2 separate regions of the Homo sapiens genome follow, and region 1 is linked to region 2. The links are chromatin contacts, found by Hi-C or POLR2A ChIA-PET in ENCODE. All regions are on one chromosome and are shown on one strand. Each heading gives the region's core, a stretch centred on a gene start or an enhancer-like site at or near the end of the contact. The rest is flanking DNA. Distances are from core to core; before and after follow the strand shown. Region 1 has its middle 130 kb from the start of SERPINI1. Region 2 holds the start of ZBBX (zinc finger B-box domain containing).

Region 1 (2,908 bases), core at 311-2,810, 480 kb before region 2:
AAAAGCATAAAAAGCAATATGATGTGACACCTTGAATTTGTTTACTTACTGAATCATAGTGATGGATTTCCTAATGTCGAACCATGAGATGCCATAGATTTTAAGGTATAGAGAAAAAAATGAATTAATAAAATGATATGACTGGAATATATTTAAATCTTAAGAACTTATTGCTAAACAGAAGAAATTATTATCTCAAAAATGTTAGCCAGGATATGAAACGCTGAAAATCTGAAACCATTGCTGTAAACCCAAGTGTTGGCTACTGTGAAGGTGGGGAGTTTGCTCAGGATGGAAGAGCAGGGGCCAGTGGAAATGTCTCCTTTTTAAAGGGGCAGGAGGAATGGCAAATTAAATACTCGAGTGGTTACACTTACTTATTAATTTTTATGTGTTAATAAAGACACATAAATAAAGACACATAAATTATATGTGATTTTTAGAATAGTTTATATTGTTAGAATAAGTTTATAGTTAGGGCTATGGGGAATCATAAAATAACATTAATTCAAAAACCAAAAGAGAAACAACAGAACTAGCAAAAAGCTTAATATTATTAGCAAGAATATAAAGAGAGGTAAAAATCGAAAAAAGGAATAAACGGTAAATAGCAAATAAAGTGAGAACAACACCGAAATATTAATCTTCACACTGAATTCAAATGAACCAAATTTTCCTGTTATGAAACAAGGAATATCAAATTGGGTTTTTAAAAAATACAGACATGTGCTGTCTATAAGAAACACACTTGAAAAATGAAGGCAAATGTTGAAAAGAAAAGGATGTGCAGAATTATAAAGTCAAATCCAAATTTTAAAAAGGAGGATTGACAATATCAATATATATAAAATGAATAAAAATTTATAACAAATGCATGATAAAAGCTGTAGTTCAAGGAGTTTATAACTCACCAGGGACACAGCATCAAATATACATATACAAAAAAATCCTCCAGAAACAAAAGTAATTTAATCAAGTAAGGATGCAATACATTAATAATGGAATCAGCAGACCCCTTTTCAAATATTTAAAAACATATATTTTTAAGTATTTGTATTCTACTAACTGAGAAAATGTTATTTTCTTATGTTATCAGACCATATACAATTGTGAATCATGTGCTGTACCTCAAAGAAGCCCACAGAAATCATTTTCTCCAGTACAGCAATTAAAAGTAGGAATCAACAGCAAAATCAAGATTAAAAAAACCAAAACCTCTCTTCTTAACAACCACTAGATCAAAGTAGAAATCAGATAACTATTAACGGCAAATTACCTTGCAATTAATTTTATGAGCACTTTACTTCAAATATGGAGTTGTGGCCTTGAAATTCTTACATAAACAACAACAAAAAAGCCTGAAATTTAGCAATTAAGAATTCAACTTACGGAAGTGGGAGGGGACCAAATTCTGTTATTCTAAGAGCTGAGCTATTTTAGGCTTCTGACTTATCTAATATATTTAAGGCCATACTACACAGAAATCATGGGGAGGCCTGGCAAGGATTCAGGTCTATTTTTGACAATTTCCATGTCATAGGCAGGAGCATTAATCTGGCAGCTCTTGCTCTGTGGGGCTCATGGGTAGATCCTCAGCCACAAATGCAGAAGAAGGTGGAAACTGTTAGGCATCAGCCTACCACATTGGCTGCTCATGAACAACTAGGAGCATCAGCCTCCTTCTTGGTTCTTCTCAAGACTTCCTGCAAGCCTTGCAGGTGGGTAGGCGGGGATCTGAAAGAAGCATCTTCACCCAAGAGTGGCGCTCCGGGCTCAGCGATTCTTAGCAAGCTGATGGCTCTCATTTTGGGCAGTAATGACCATGGTGCAGGTTACACCTTACCAAAGCCCACCAGGAGCCAGCCCAGTCCCACTTTACTGGCCAGATCACGGCCTGGTTTGTCCTTCTCCTCCATCCCCACAAGAGGGTCACCTTCTCCTAATTTGCACAGAGGTGCAGCAGGGCCATAAATAGAATGGAGATGGTGATAGTCAAAGACTGCAGGTCATAAGCCGTTTCCTTTCTGGGCCCAGGTGGGAGCTTAGGGAAGCCATCCAGATGACGCAATGATGAGCTGAGGCGATGGTCAGGGGTCTGATCTGTCCTTCCACAGGAAGGTGGGAATGGAAGGAACACATGTCTTTTAGAGTTAGACGCTAGGAAACCACAAAAGCAAGGTGTTAGCACTTCCTCCTGTTCTCCCCCTTGCTCTCCCTGAAGCAAGAACACAGTCTTTATAGGTCATGATGCTGTGCCAGGAAGGTGTGAATTCAAGCTCCACCATCTGAGCTGTGCTTCTGAGAACCCTTGGCCTCCAGCCACAGAAGGGATAGAGCTGCCTTCTTTTTGAGCATGGCTTATATCAAATGTGGCTCAAGCATGTGCCAGGTACCCAAAAACAGGATGGAGCCCTAATTCGGGCCTGAAGCCTCCTTTCACCGCCCTCCACCTCAAGGGCTGCTCACACCCTGTTCATCCTCCATTGATTTAAAAATTTGACTTTGAAGAAGCACAGGGATTTCCCAATACTTTGAAGCCCTATGCAAGCTTGTCCAACCTGTGGCCTGTGGATCGCAGGGAGACCAGGATGGCTTTTAATGTGGTCCAACACAAACTGGTAAACTTTCTTAAAATATTATGAGATTTTTTTTTTGAGATTTTTTTTTTTTTGGTCAACAGCTACTATTAGTGTTAGTGTATTTTATGTGTGGCCCAAGACAATTCTTCTTCTTCCAGTGTAGCCCAGGGAAGCCAAAAGATTGGACATTCCTGCTACAGATTCAATACACAACGTGGTGCCCCATGGTACTCCTGAAGCTTGCTACTCAGTCCTAAAACCAACAGTGCCAGCATCCCCTGGGAGACAAGACCCCCAGGAGATGGGTGTGCACACTCAAATTTGAGAAG
Region 2 (3,119 bases), core at 612-3,111:
CAAAAAGTGCAAGAATACTTTATACATTATTTTTATGAGTTTAATTTTACTATTGTGTAAGTAAATGCATTGTAAGAATCATTTTTTGGAGTAAAAGTCCTTTGTAGAAGTGAGGAGAAGTTATTTGCAAAATAATCTTTACTGGGACATAATTGACATGTGTTTACTGTTCTCTCTGGACTGTTTCTTCCTCTAGTGGCCCATGTCTTTCTCTTTCCTTGCATTCAGATACTTCCCTGGCCATCTACCCTAAAACAGAACTCAATTAGTTTCTATTTCTTTATTTGGCTTTAGTTTTCTTCATAGCAGCTGACATGCATTTATACTTGTTTATTGCCTTTCTGCTCCTGTTAAAATATATTTGAAAATAGGAGGGGCTTTGACGATTTCTTCACTCCAGTATTTTTGGGATCTAGGAAATGGACTTTCAATAAATATTTGTGGAATAAATAAATAAATGAATAGATCAGTAAATGGACGAAAGCTGAAAATATCTTTGGTAATTTGAAGAGCGCGCCTGTATGGGAAATAGTCTGTGCAAGAAAACCAGTAGTATCGCACATCCACCTGAAACTAGTTCTTGTATTAAAGTTAAAGGAAGGACGTGGTAAAGTTATACCATGAACACGTTAATAGCAACCATCATAGCCACACCAGCACCACTGTTTCTTACTGTTTATTAAGCACTCAATATGGGCCTGGCTTAGAGCTAAATACTTAATATTTATTGTTTCATTTACTCTTCCATACTACATTACGTATGGACTAACTGTACTGTTATCTCATTTAAGCAGTTAGACTGAGCATTGTTACTTGCTCATGGTCACACAGCAGGTAAGTTGTGGCAGTACTGGCACTCAATCTTGAATCTGCCTGACTCCAAAATCCAGACTTATAACCAGAAGACTACCATTGTCTTCTCTTATCCATAGTGGTTGTAATCTTATATAATTGAATATGCCAAGTGAAATCATTATTTTTTTTTAAATGGGTATTGGCAGGCATAGTAATGTCAAAAGTAATGGTGTAAAGATTAGTACATTAACTGTAATAGTTAGGATTGTTAGTCTGGTACCGAGACAGATGCAATGTGGTTAAGCATAGAAGCCTATACAGTGCAGTACCAACCACACATCCTACTTGCAGTATTTAAAAAGGGAGATAAAAAACAGCATATTTAGGAAGCCAAAGATAAATTCACTACAGGTGCAGCTTTGTTCGGAAGAGTTGAGTTGAGAATTGTGGGTTAACTGTGTGTGTGTGTGTGTGTGTGTGTGTGTGTGTGTGTGTGCATATATTTGCTTTTGCTTTTTGTTTTATACCCATTAGACTCCACGGGTCATGTATTCGGTACAAAGAAAAGAGAGTTCTGGACTTTTGAAGAGACCTGGAATCTCTATTGACTTTGCCTATGGTAGCCATTGATAAATCATTTAAACATAGCATAAATGTGGGAGTTCTGAGACTAAACTCCTTGAATTAATTTGTAGGTCTGCCATTTGCTAGCTTTGTAATTTTGGATTAAGATAGTCAAATTTTTTGTGCCTTAATTTTTTTAGATTTAAGCTGGCTTGCTATGAGGAAGAATCAAATATGACATATAAGTCTCTCACTTGTGCTTGGAATATGACACATGCTCAGGTTTAGCACATACATAATCTCCAAGATCCTCTCTGGCGGAAAGCTTCCAGAGCCTGTTGAGTTTTTCCGCCCTTTTCCTTCCTGTGATCACCATTCTCTCTCATTTCGCAGGCTCCTTTTCGCCCTCTGCCGGCGGACAGTGGCAGAACCCAGCTTTCTGGTTGCTATGGGTACCGAGGTAACGCGGTAACCAAGGAGACCAAGACGGAAACTCCCGGCAGCTATCCGCGGCCATCCGGCGGTGGTGACGCGAGAGGCTGGGGTCTCCAGGTGGGTTGTCTGTCTGCGGGTGGATGAGAGGGGAGGATGGTCTCTGAGTCCGCCTAGCGGGCAGCAAGCCCGGGCTAGTTGGTGCGGGGAGCAGAGCGGGCAGCGCGGCTGGGAAGCAGACTCAGCTCGGGTGGAGCTGGAGGCACCGGCCCAGCAAGTGTTTGCTGAGCCCCTGCCATAGGCTGACATAGTGCCAGGCCTGCAGGCAGCAGGACGGGGCCCTGGCCTCAGGAGTTGAAAGCCTTTGGTATACACCAAAGACTTCCCAGCCCAAAATGCTAATGGATAAATGAATCAAGAGTGAACCCCAGACAGTGAAATTGGGGACTTCATCAGTTGTACCCCTTCTGCAGCCCGACCCTTTCAAATACTAGCCCCTTTTATCCTTTGAAGTCATTTGCACCTTATGAAAAATTTGGCACCCTGAGAAACCATATTTCATCCCCTTTTGTAGCCTTTAGTCTGCCTGCGCGTTCACATGCACCCACTTACTTCTTGAAGTCTACTCCTCACAAGTAAGGGCTATGGTGCGGGGTGCCCGATTCCTGAGAAATCTGAAGATGTGGAAGTTTATTTTTTCTTCCCAAAATCAGCAGTAGAGGGACTCAGGTATGTAAGGTTCAGTTATATATATTTTATAGCTTGACTTAAAATCTAAAGTTAACAAGGCTCATTAAAAAATATAGTAAAGTTGAAACTACACAGGATTAAAATTATACAAACTGTATGCTTATGCAAATGTAATGACTCCCTCTGCCTTTCTCCAATTTAGCTTATCTTATAGTCTACACAGAGGGCTGCCCTGACCTGTCATAATTTTACCAATTGTATTACAAATGAATTGTTTGAAAGTAGTTCCTTTATGTCTTTCAAGACACTTAATAATTCTTGCAATTATTTTATTCGCTTTTTAATTTTTACCTACTTCCTTCACCAGAGTGTAAGTTCAGTGAAGACTGGTATTATACCTGTCTGGTTGACCTTGATCCTCAGTGCTTAACCTGACACCTGGCAGGGAGAGAGTGTTCAATGTATATTTGTTGATTGCTCATCAAGATCGTTAGGAAACATGGAAAAAAGAAAACAAAAAGTTTAGTTGAAGTGGGAAAGAGGGCGTGTTTAATTTTTTCCGTAGGGTAGGTTGTGCAAAAAACTAAAAGCAGTAGAAAAAAAATTACATACTTAGCACATTATTATTGGCACTACAT

The links. Hi-C counts contacts between places; a loop is a spot of excess contacts on that map. ChIA-PET counts read pairs that join two places held with the same protein, here RNA polymerase II (POLR2A). Pooled maps may share reads with other maps.
Region 1: a loop to region 2 is called in a pooled map, with 2.7 times the contacts of the local background. The contact joins the enhancer-like site here to the promoter of ZBBX in region 2. A Hi-C loop is called at or near these places in 1 of 168 maps with a recorded cell type or tissue (GM12878), 1 of 37 single-sample maps with no recorded cell type and 4 of 50 pooled maps. POLR2A ChIA-PET finds 5 or more read pairs at or near these places in 2 of 52 experiments (OCI-LY7 and activated naive CD4-positive, alpha-beta T cell).

The regions. Positions count from the first base shown.
Region 1 is chr3:167,863,288-167,866,195 of GRCh38, reverse strand. No RefSeq gene overlaps it. Among named protein-coding and RNA genes, the nearest start is that of SERPINI1, 130 kb to the right of the region's middle. Within about 2 kb of position 1,560, at least 2 of the 41 ENCODE cell types and tissues checked have a DNase peak (open chromatin) inside an H3K27ac peak, as active enhancers do.
Region 2 is chr3:167,379,039-167,382,157 of GRCh38, reverse strand. It overlaps ZBBX (zinc finger B-box domain containing), which reads left to right and starts at 1,861. Exons shown (of 22, transcript NM_001199201.2): 1 at 1,861-1,911; 2 at 2,366-2,520.